Linked DNA regions of Homo sapiens: all the other regions are linked to region 2. The links are chromatin contacts, found by Hi-C or POLR2A ChIA-PET in ENCODE. All regions are on one chromosome and are shown on one strand. The core of a region is the stretch at or near the end of the contact, and the rest is flanking DNA. Distances in the headings are between cores, read along the strand shown. Region 1 overlaps IL1RAP (interleukin 1 receptor accessory protein). Region 2 has its middle 22 kb from the start of IL1RAP. Region 3 has its middle 10 kb from the start of CLDN16.

The links. Hi-C counts contacts between places; a loop is a spot of excess contacts on that map. ChIA-PET counts read pairs that join two places held with the same protein, here RNA polymerase II (POLR2A). Pooled maps may share reads with other maps.
Region 1: a loop to region 2 is called in a pooled map, with 15 times the contacts of the local background. The contact joins two enhancer-like sites. A Hi-C loop is called at or near these places in 10 of 50 pooled maps. POLR2A ChIA-PET finds 5 or more read pairs at or near these places in 2 of 52 experiments (BJ and activated CD4-positive, alpha-beta memory T cell).
Region 3: a map of gastrocnemius medialis shows a loop between it and region 2 (3-fold over the local background). The contact joins two enhancer-like sites. A Hi-C loop is called at or near these places in 1 of 168 maps with a recorded cell type or tissue (gastrocnemius medialis). POLR2A ChIA-PET finds 5 or more read pairs at or near these places in 2 of 52 experiments (activated CD4-positive, alpha-beta T cell and activated T-cell).

Annotation. Positions count from the first base shown.
Region 1 is chr3:190,616,851-190,620,068 of GRCh38, forward strand. The region is part of intron 5 of IL1RAP (interleukin 1 receptor accessory protein); the gene reads left to right. Among named protein-coding and RNA genes, the nearest start is that of LINC02013, 81 kb to the right of the region's middle. Within about 2 kb of position 1,906, at least 2 of the 41 ENCODE cell types and tissues checked have a DNase peak (open chromatin) inside an H3K27ac peak, as active enhancers do.
Region 2 is chr3:190,489,961-190,493,435 of GRCh38, forward strand. No RefSeq gene overlaps it. Among named protein-coding and RNA genes, the nearest start is that of IL1RAP, 22 kb to the right of the region's middle. Within about 2 kb of position 1,678, at least 4 of the 41 ENCODE cell types and tissues checked have a DNase peak (open chromatin) inside an H3K27ac peak, as active enhancers do.
Region 3 is chr3:190,376,375-190,379,862 of GRCh38, forward strand. It overlaps a transcript of CLDN16 not described here. Among named protein-coding and RNA genes, the nearest start is that of CLDN16, 10 kb to the right of the region's middle. Within about 2 kb of position 2,222, at least 3 of the 41 ENCODE cell types and tissues checked have a DNase peak (open chromatin) inside an H3K27ac peak, as active enhancers do.

The DNA.
Region 1 (3,218 bases), core at 656-3,155, 130 kb after region 2:
AGTATTGAGCAAGTTTCCGACCACGCAGATATGGAACTTAAAAACCCCACTGTCCCTCATACAAGTTAATTTTCCAAAGGAGGAACTCTGCATGAAAACAGAGCATTATAATAATGTAGTTTAAGTACTAACAGTCAGGGAAAAAAATTAAGACAATACAGGTGAGTTCTTCACGCTTTTTCCTGTGCCTGAAGTGTCTACTTCCCATGTCTACCTTCTTCCTCAACAGATGTTAATATTCTTATCATTTAAGAACCAGCCCAAATCTTTCTTCATTAAGTTTTTCTAAGTTGTTTTGTTTTTATTTCATACTCCCTTGACCCTAAATGCCTTTTATTGTGTTTGTTGCAATCCTTCATTAGACCATGAATAACTATAAGTTAGAATTGTATCATTTCCATTTTGGTGCCTTCACACAGTTCTTTACACATTGTTGGTTTCTTGAATGGAAACACTTGTTCTTACTTCATCATGACATTCCTCCACTGCACCCTTCCCCTCCCCACATGATTCGTTTCAGTTGAAAGATCCCAAAGTCATTTCTTGTGTTGTTCTTTACCTATATGTTGTGGTCGGTTGCCACAGCAACCATAGCATGGTTGAAAAATCGCTCTTCTATTTAACTTCTCTCTTTTGAATTCAGAATGAGGAACTAATGGGTCAACTAGGATTGTTTGTCTTCTAGTCAGACAAGTGTTTGCTTTATTGTGGAAATTCACTTACTGTTCACTCATTTCTTATATTTTAAAGCAAGTTTCCTATTCTTGGAGAATCTAAATCTTTTTTTATGTTTGTTTTCTTCTGGATTCCAAATAAATGGTTTTGAAATCATTATAACATTTTCAGGTTTTATTTTTATCAACAGTTTATTATGTTTAAAATTATCCTATGTGTCTCAGGTACATGTGTTGTGAAGGGTCTAGAGACAGAGTTGCTGATAAGAAAGAGAGAGCTAACCAGACACACAGCAGGTTAATGTTCATAGACATTTGTAGTGTAACAATGCCCTGAATTACCCTCACACACGTATTAGAATGTAAAATATTCCCTTTATTTCTAAAATGTTTTAGGCCTAATAGCTTTGAAACAGCTATAAAAAGTTTCTTTCATCACATTCTTAAGGAAATACTGTTGACAAGTTCAGTAAAAATAATTGACTTCTCATCCTCAAAAGTGTGCTTCCTCAGTTTACCACTGATTGCAGGAATTAGCCTGTTTTAAGTGATAGAGCCACATCACGCTTTTCACTCAGGCTGGCTCCAGGGATGGCACAGGTTCAGGGCTGCTATATGGAATGAAGAGACACTATCAGGTGAAATTAAAAGCAAGGACTTTGAAACAAGTAGATCTGAATTCAAATTCCAGCTTTAACACTGTCTGGTGGTATGACATTGACAGTTACTTAACGTTTCTAGGCCTTGTTCATTCATCTATAAAACGGAGGTAAAAGCATTACAAACTTTACATGTTTGGAATAAGGATCAGACGAGACAGAGTATATGTTAAGTGCATGTCTCAGTATAATTTTTTATAGCCTCAACTCACTGCTGAGGAGAGGTATTCATTCTTAGTTAAGAAGCTGATGAAAGACCGTTATTCGGCTTTCTGGAAAACTGAATTTCAGCTCTCTACTGTGTTATCTAGAATATCTCTGTCTCATTTTTTCCGTCTATAAAATTACAGCGTATTTAGTCTGATCTGTCTACTTCACAGGAGTTTCAGAATAGCTAAGCTAACAAATGAGGGGGAAATACCTTTGAACTGTTTAAATGAAAAGTACCACAAAAATAAAATAGTTCTATTGATACTGTAAACTCAATTCAAACCAAATCTGACATAAACTTATAAGAATACAGGCCTTTGAGACCTTATCCTTTGTGATATCCTAAGGATATTGAAATCGTTTGCTGACCTGACAAGTGTCTACAAGTATTGCTTATCTTACAGGAGAAGCTGCGTTGAAAAAAATACGTTACCCAAGCTTATAGTAGCTTCCTCTTGATGATCTTTTCCATGAAATGGAAGTTCAATGCTGTTCTTAAAATACACATTTCCTGTGACAAAGCATTACAAAATGTGCCTCAATGTAACTGTCATATTTCAAAGTACATGCTCCAGGAATTGAAGAAAACCTTAATCATACAAACATTAAAGATGAAATATGTGAATAAAAAAAATTGAAGTTACAAGCTAGTAGTAGACTCCCAGAAATTTAAAGATGTAAAAAGCCTTAGAGATAACCTAATCTTTTTGTCATAGGTGACTTATTGATATTTAAAAGAAAAACAAAAGCTTTTCTAAAAGTAAATGTTCAACATATATTTTTGTCACAGATAGTGTATTGATTTTTTTTCTCAAAAACAGCAAAAAGTAATAATTTAGCCAAATAGTGAGACTGAGAATTTGAAACAGGATTCTAGATATGTTGAATGAGATAGTTGTGGACTGAGATAGTTCAATTTCTCAATTTTAAATGTCAACAGTTATATGCAAATGTGAATTAGGAGCAGAAATACATTCCTAGATCTTGATCAGGCCCATGAAGATATTTTATTTTTAGTTTCTGAAATCTGTGATACTCAGTTATAAAAATGGGATAAAGTTGGTGGCTCATGCCTGTAATGCTAACACTTTGGGAGGCCCAGGCAGGCGGATCACGAGGTCAGGAGTTCAAGACCAGCCTGGACAGGATGGTGTAACCCCATCTGTACCAAAATTACAAAAATTAGCCAGGCATGGTGGCGCGCACCTGTACTCCCAGCTTCTCAGGAGACTGAGGCAGGAGAAGTGCTTGAACCCAGAAGACTGAGGTTGCAATGAGCTGAGATCACGCCACTGCACTCCAGCCTGGGTCACAGACTGATGAGACCCTATCTCAAAAAAAAAAAAAAGTAATAAAAGAAAAATGCAAAACAGTTTGGAAATATCTGATACAGGGAAACAACAGGGTGATTAAAAATGCCAATCAGACATCTAAATTGGGGCCTAGATTATCAGACGGAGTGACTGGAGTCCCAAATTAATATAATCAGTGAAGAAATATTATAAAAAGAAAAAGAATTGCTTTCTAAATAGCAGGTCTTGCAGTTGCTCAAGTTTCCTTAGTCATTATTTCAAAACTGTAACTTTGCTTTACTATCAACATAGGATGCCCAGAATTTGATCCTGAGACAGGAAGCCTGTGTTTTTGAAGTCACACTTTAGTTTAGAATTTTAAT
Region 2 (3,475 bases), core at 428-2,927:
TCTCCAGTCTCCTTTCAGCCTTGGTTGTGCATAAAAATGGTTCTGGAGTCAGACACAGCAGGATTCCAATATAACAATTCCAATTTTCTTAGCTGTATGACCTGAAACGAGTTACTTAATCTCTAATATAAGTAAAATACTACAGTACTTCACAAGTAGAATGCTCTCAATAATTATTAGATACTTTTACTATTATACTGTAATTGTTTATTGTAAATCTTTTAAAGTGAATTTAAGACATGTGCATATGTGTATATATTATATATATTAATATGGTAGCTTATTTTTGATTATGTGCTGATGATAATATATGCTTATAGCTTTTGTAAACTCATGTCACATTGTCTGTGGTTATTTATAATACTGTATAAGACACTTATTGACATTTGCAAACTGATAAATTGAATCATGCAGGAAGCTGTTTTATAGCTAACATCCTTTTTAATTTATTTCTCACTCACTTGACTTGATTCATCTTTTCAAGATGAATTGACCAGATTTATGGCTTTTTGTAGGCACAGCTCATGGCAGATCCTTAGGCGCTGTTAGGAAAAAGCAAGATTAAGAAAACAAATCCTCTGTATTTATTAATCTCTCTGAAAATTCATTAAGGATTCTACTTTCACCAAGAGAAATCAGCAGAGACAAGCAATACACATAACTTTTGCTAAGAAAATAGTAAACCTTCTCTCCTTTGGGGAGAGCTGTAAAATTTTAGGAACTTGTCTTGAAATATAAATCTACTGAAGACCCAACTTTCATTTAGTTCCGTTAAACTACAGCCTTTAGCTTCAATCCTATACAGATCTTGTGGTTCTTTACTATGTAGCTATAAATCATCTCATTTGTTTTTACCCAGTAGCAAAAACATTGAATCAAATTATGCATAAAACAAAATCCTGTCTCGCCCGTCAGAGACTTCCCTCCAAGTTGAGATGGATAATATACAAGCTCCTAAGGGATAGACCTCTCCAGACAATTACTTCCTAAGGATCGTAACAGGACAATTTTACTCTCTATTGTATTGACATTTCCTACTCTTCTATTTTAATTCCAAGTGGATTCATAATATTCAAAACAGGGGGAGAAGGGACAGAATTTCAAACCAAAATTGAATACGCACTTTTCAGCGACTCAAGTTGCTACGTAATTCCTCCTTAAAGTTAGTTGCTATGCCTTTGTCAGTTTTCCTTTCTTGCTTCATTAAGTCAATTAGGAGGAGTCTGAGATCAATGATTATTAAAAATTATCTTCTCCAAAGTATAATATTCTCTAAGATGCTACTTTTTCCCCATGATTGAGATTCACCCTTTCTCTAATAAATAACTCCGTTGAAATGTATTACAAACTTAATTCAAATGATCCAATAGTCTAGGTTTAATCAGAAGATAGATAGGAAACACTTAGTTGGTTAAACAGAGGAAGCTGAATATAAAGAATTATTAATGATGACAAAAGAGTAACTATCAGATATAGGGAAAGTATGGTACTCTAGGGTGGAGGGAGTACCAAAGAAGGGATAAAATTGGAAGGCATTCAGACCTCTGTCATAGGTTAGCAAAGATGGCCAGAGCTGGTCTGCAGTTACAGGGCAAACAATAGGCAACTCTCTAGGGAGCAGGTAAGCTGTAGGTGATTGGCAACCTGCGTTGAAGCCGTGTATTCAGTGTCCTGGTACTGACAGAGGATGGGAACAAGCTTGCAGATAAAGCCACGCTGGGCACATGACTCTCCAGGCTACTGGCCACTTGGGCTTATCCAGACAGTCTGGACAGGTGGTTATTTTTAGATCTGTAGGTGGCTTTGGAGGTCACTGAATCACCTTCCTTGACAGTTGAGAAAAGTGAGTCTTGAGCAAAAGGGACTTTCCCACATTTGTACAAAGGTGTAGTGAGAGTGGCAGAAACAAAATTGAGGTTTGGATACAATGGCTGGCAGGTTAGGATTAAAAATCAAAACCAAAGCCACAGACTAACACACAAAGCCACTTTCTAGTTTTGTTTTAACTTTATTTCCACAACTGGTGAGTATAGCTATAAGAACAATGAATCAAGCTTAATCATTTGTGCGCAATTAGTCCATTTTGGTTTATGTTAAGAACCTTCTGTGCTATGACCCGAGTGCACTATCTAATTTGGGAAATGCAAAGGTTTTCTGTCCGAGGGGATCCTTTCATCATTAGCATGTTATGTTCTCACCCTTTCTGGAGCAACCATTTGGAGCTTTTTCTCAAAAACACTTTTATCCAATTTTTTAATATACTTACCCATTCCTAAATCCCTTCACTGTTTGAGTCCTAGCATTGCTCTGACTTTCCTAGCATTGCTCTGCCTTTCTCAGAGGAGAAAGCACAGTACAAAATGCTGGTTGCTAAGCAGTGCCTATTTTTACTCCAGTTGAGCAGAATAGAGACCCACTCAATGAGCTTCTATCATTGAGACTAGTGATGAAACAGCTACTACAGGTTAAAAATTTATCAGTGTTTCTCTGTGGAATCCATAGCAAGGCATCTGGGGCAAGAGTGTGAAATTTAGACCAAGGGCCTGCCCAAGGTAGGTATTGATATAATGATTGGAAAAACTCATAAATACAGACATCAAGTATTGGTTGAGCACCTACTATGTTTAAGGTACTGCATTAGGCAATTGGAGTAAATTATTGGACTAAACAAATTTGGTCCCTGATTTCATACTGCCTATAGAGTAGATGGAAAGACAGACAAAAAAAACAGAAGTGCCAAAATGACAAATAGTGATAAGAAATAAACATGTTGCTAAGAAAGAATAGCAAAGAGAAAGGGAGTTTATTTTAAGTAGGTTACAAAGAGGAAGGCTATCTGAGGCCTACATGCAAAGACCTGGAAGGAGTCAGGCAGAAGCATCAGTTCCTGAAAATGTTTGGGTGAGGCTGGGGTGAGTGTGGGGGGCTGTGAGAAGTAATAGGTGGGCAGTCCATTGCCTCTACAATTAAAATACATCCAGTGTCAAGAGTTCCTTGCAAACTTTACTTCTAAATCCTTAGCCCAAGCCACCATCATTTCTCATCCAGATTGTTGCAATGGCTTTGTGACTGGTCCCCTGCTCTGCCTTTCTGCCTGCAGTCAATGATTCCCCAAACACTCAAAGAGATCCATTAAAAATGGATCAGATTACGGTAATCCCCAGCCCAAATTCCTCCAGCAGTTTCCTATCCCACTTTAGGCATGAGAAAAAATACCTTAAAAGGCCAACCTTTTGTATCTCTGGCCAACCACTGTATCTCTCACTTCACCGACTCCTCCTCCTCCCCTTGTCCATTCCGTTTCAGCCACACTGACGTCTTTGCTGTTCCTCAAACAGGAAGAGTTTGCTCCTACCTCAGGACACTTGCAGTTGCTGTTTTATCTTTCTGGAATCTCTTTCTCCAGTTAACTGCATGATTTACTGTCTTGCCTAATTTAAGTCTTTGTTCAAATGTCACCTTCTGAAGTAGACCT
Region 3 (3,488 bases), core at 972-3,471, 110 kb before region 2:
AGTCACAAAATTGAAAAAAAAATCTTAGTCTCCGACCTTCAGGAGCTGAGAACTTGGTGGGAGAGATGCACAAACACATAAATATAAGTAAAACTATAAAGTGTTATGAGAGAAAAATCAACAAAAGCATCTTCCATAGGAATATACAGCAAGGAGAGAGTAATTTTAACCAAAAGAGTCTGAAAAAGTTACGGGAATATAAAGGGGTGTACATGGTCATGTTGTAGGCAGAGGAAACAATTTGAGTAAATAAGCTAATGATTTGCAAACCGAATGTATTCGTTTAGGTATCCAAACTTAATCACTGATCTAATGCTGCCATGAGAGAAATGTAAGGCATTTCTCTGCCCATAAAGAATTCCCATCCTGGTAAGGAGAAGAGACACAGAGAATTACAGTTTGATAAGTGATGTAACAGGAAGAGGTAGACTCAGAGAAGCTATCTCAGGCAGTTCTTTCTCAGAATCTCCTGGTAATTCAATTTTAAGAAATGGCAATGCCTGTAAATCACTATTTATCTGGGCATCTGATGTTTAATAGCAATTCCCAGGTGACTCTGGTGATCAAACAGGCTTTAGAATCAACTAACTATCGGATGATGAAACCTGAGTCTAGACAGAGGCAGAGAAGCTAGTTAAGTGCTGAAGGAGTGAGGAAAGGAGAAGGACAGAAATCTTCCAGGCAACGGGAAGAGCCTTTTTTGGATGCCAGAGAAAATGTTACTGGGTTCAAAGGAACTGTATGCATTTCAGAACCGCAAGAAAACAGGGTACATATTAGGGATGCATAAGAAGTGAATCTAGAGAGGAAAAGAAGAACCAGCTTGGGAAAGATCTGCATATTGTGCTGCATACTTTGCAGTTTTTTCTGCTATTGATGAGAATCTTTAAAAAGATAGGAATGTGGTAAAGGAAGCACCAAGCAAATGCTGCTGCTAATGCATTTGATATCCAAATAACTTTTTTTTTCACTTCTGTTTAAGTTCTTGGGTTGAAACATTTTACTAAAAATGGAGGTCACATGGTCATCATCCTTCTATCATAAGAGTTTGTACTCTTGGGTTCCATTTGGGTCTCCGTTAGTTTCATCTCTGCAAATAAGTTTAGTTGAGCTTTGTCCCTGGTAAAACAAAACAAAACAAAGCAAAACAACTCTGTATTTTGAGATTCTCTGTTTAAAGTCTCCTTAGATGTGAAAATAAGTAACAGTTACTGGTTTGTATTCAATGTATGTTATTAATCACTATGAAAAGCTCTAAAATCTCTGTTTTCTGATTAGTGATCTTTGGTTGCCAAAAAATTCCAGTGAAATATAGTTCTTTAAGCCCTTGCTAAGAGCAAGATGTGTGTGTAAATTCTGCGAGTGATAAGAGGGTGAGCGGGCACCCTCTCTGCCCTTATGAATCTTACAGGTAGAGCTAAAAGTGTAAAGAAGGTTTGAGTCTTAGGTTTCTCGTTAACAGCTGTCATCCTGGGAAAATACTTGCCTGCAACCTTATTTATTCATCTGTAAAAGGAATTCCTGAACAAGAGTATCTCCAAACTCCTTTCTAGTTTTAACTAGGAGTTTCCAGAAATCTAGCAGAGAAAGATATGGGGATAACAAAGTAGAAGTCTATATTGCATAGTGTTATTTAGGACCATGTTCTCTGGAGTCAGTCAAACCTGGGTTTAAATCCTGGCTCCATTATTTACTTACTGGAAAAACTGGGATAAGTTACCACCCCAATCATCTGTTTCCTTGTCCATTAAACACATGCTTATAATAGTGACTACCTCTTATATAATTATTATTACAACAAGCAAAGAGCTAATAATAATTCAAAGAAAAGGTCACGTATGAATGAGGGCTCACAATGCACTTACAAGAAGACAGCAATTGAGAAGATCCTTGAAGATGAAGGAGGGTCTCAGTAGGTAGAATCAGCAGACGAGAGATAAGAGACAAAAATGAGAGAAGTTCTTTCTAAAGGAGGGTAAAACTCACAAGGTTTTCACACATGTAGAGAACAGGATATACAGTACAATAGAACCTTCTACCTTTCATGAGTGATGCTTCCCTGAGGGCTGATCACTCATGATCACTCATGATTGAAACTACTTCACTGATAAATTCAAGGGAATGAAGTGACTTGCTTCATCGTTTCAGCAGAGAGCTTTCATGAAACCAGGATGGCAGTCCAAATATCATGGGTGCCAGGCCCTGATTCCATCCTATTCAATGGTAGATGAGTTCTTACGTATGAGTCCTGCTGTCGGATCTTGATGAGTAAGGGTTTGGACAAGTAACAGGTGAAATGGAAACTTGTTCCTGAATAAGTGCCAGTTTTGAGTAGGCCTCACTCTCCTTGGGAGGACTTCCATCTCCCTGACTCATCTACATTGGCTTTTGTAATTTCCACTGGACGTTTGCCTGTGTTCTACTTTGCTTGTCTTGGATCCAAACTCCAATTCTGCCACTTTCTAGCTGTGTCAGGTTGAATAAGTCACTTAATATATAGTCCTCATTTTCGTCATCTATAAAATGGTGATATGATGCCTTTCTAATTATGTCTTGTAGTACAAAATAAAAATAAATACAAATGTTTATATACTCCAATTGAATATGATTAAAATGAGGAATAATGATAGTTATTTCCATTAATTCTTCAAAAACTGGGCTATAGACCTTTGAAAATTTGAGGCGTAAGCAAAGAAACGTACTTGATTTGTTGTTGTTGAGCCTCAGTTACATAGATTGGCTTTCTATAATGGTCAGATCAACTGAACAATTGTCAAAGTTTCACCTCCTTCATTTCAATACAATATAAGCTAAAAAATTCTGAAGTGTACCTTGGACTGAAACCAAGTTTCTATAATTCCAGTCCATTTTTCTATTAAAATGATTAGCCTCTTGAATGTAAAATGTATTCCAAAATAAACTACACTATTACAGGGTCACCTTAGAAGGATCTCTTTAGAATGCTCACAGTAAAATATCTCATCTGATAGAAAGATAGCAAAAATCTATCGAGAGCCTAAATACTATTGGATACCCTCCCCCAACTAGAATATCTTGTTCACTGATGAATTTCTGGTGCCTAGCACAATGTATGGCACATAGAATTCATTTGTTCATTTATTAATTCACTCAACATATATGTATTAAAACCCAGAATTTAATAAAGCTAGTCACACAATCTTTATTCTCATTGGGCTTCAACAAACAAACAAACAAACAACATCATCATGTGGTCATCTACAATGATACATTCACTGTACTTGGTATTGCTGTGCATGTACAAGCACAGGCAAAAGAAAGCATCCCTGCTCCTAAGTTGTTTATAAGATGCTTCTCACGAACACATTTCTTAATACAGTGATGCACATTCACAAGTCTTTGTCTTTGTTCAAGATGTTTCCCTTTAGGAACACTCCCTTCTTTTCTAAGAAATTCTTATTATTTAAGAACTACATCAACCATTATCTTTTCCATGAAGCTTTTTGTAA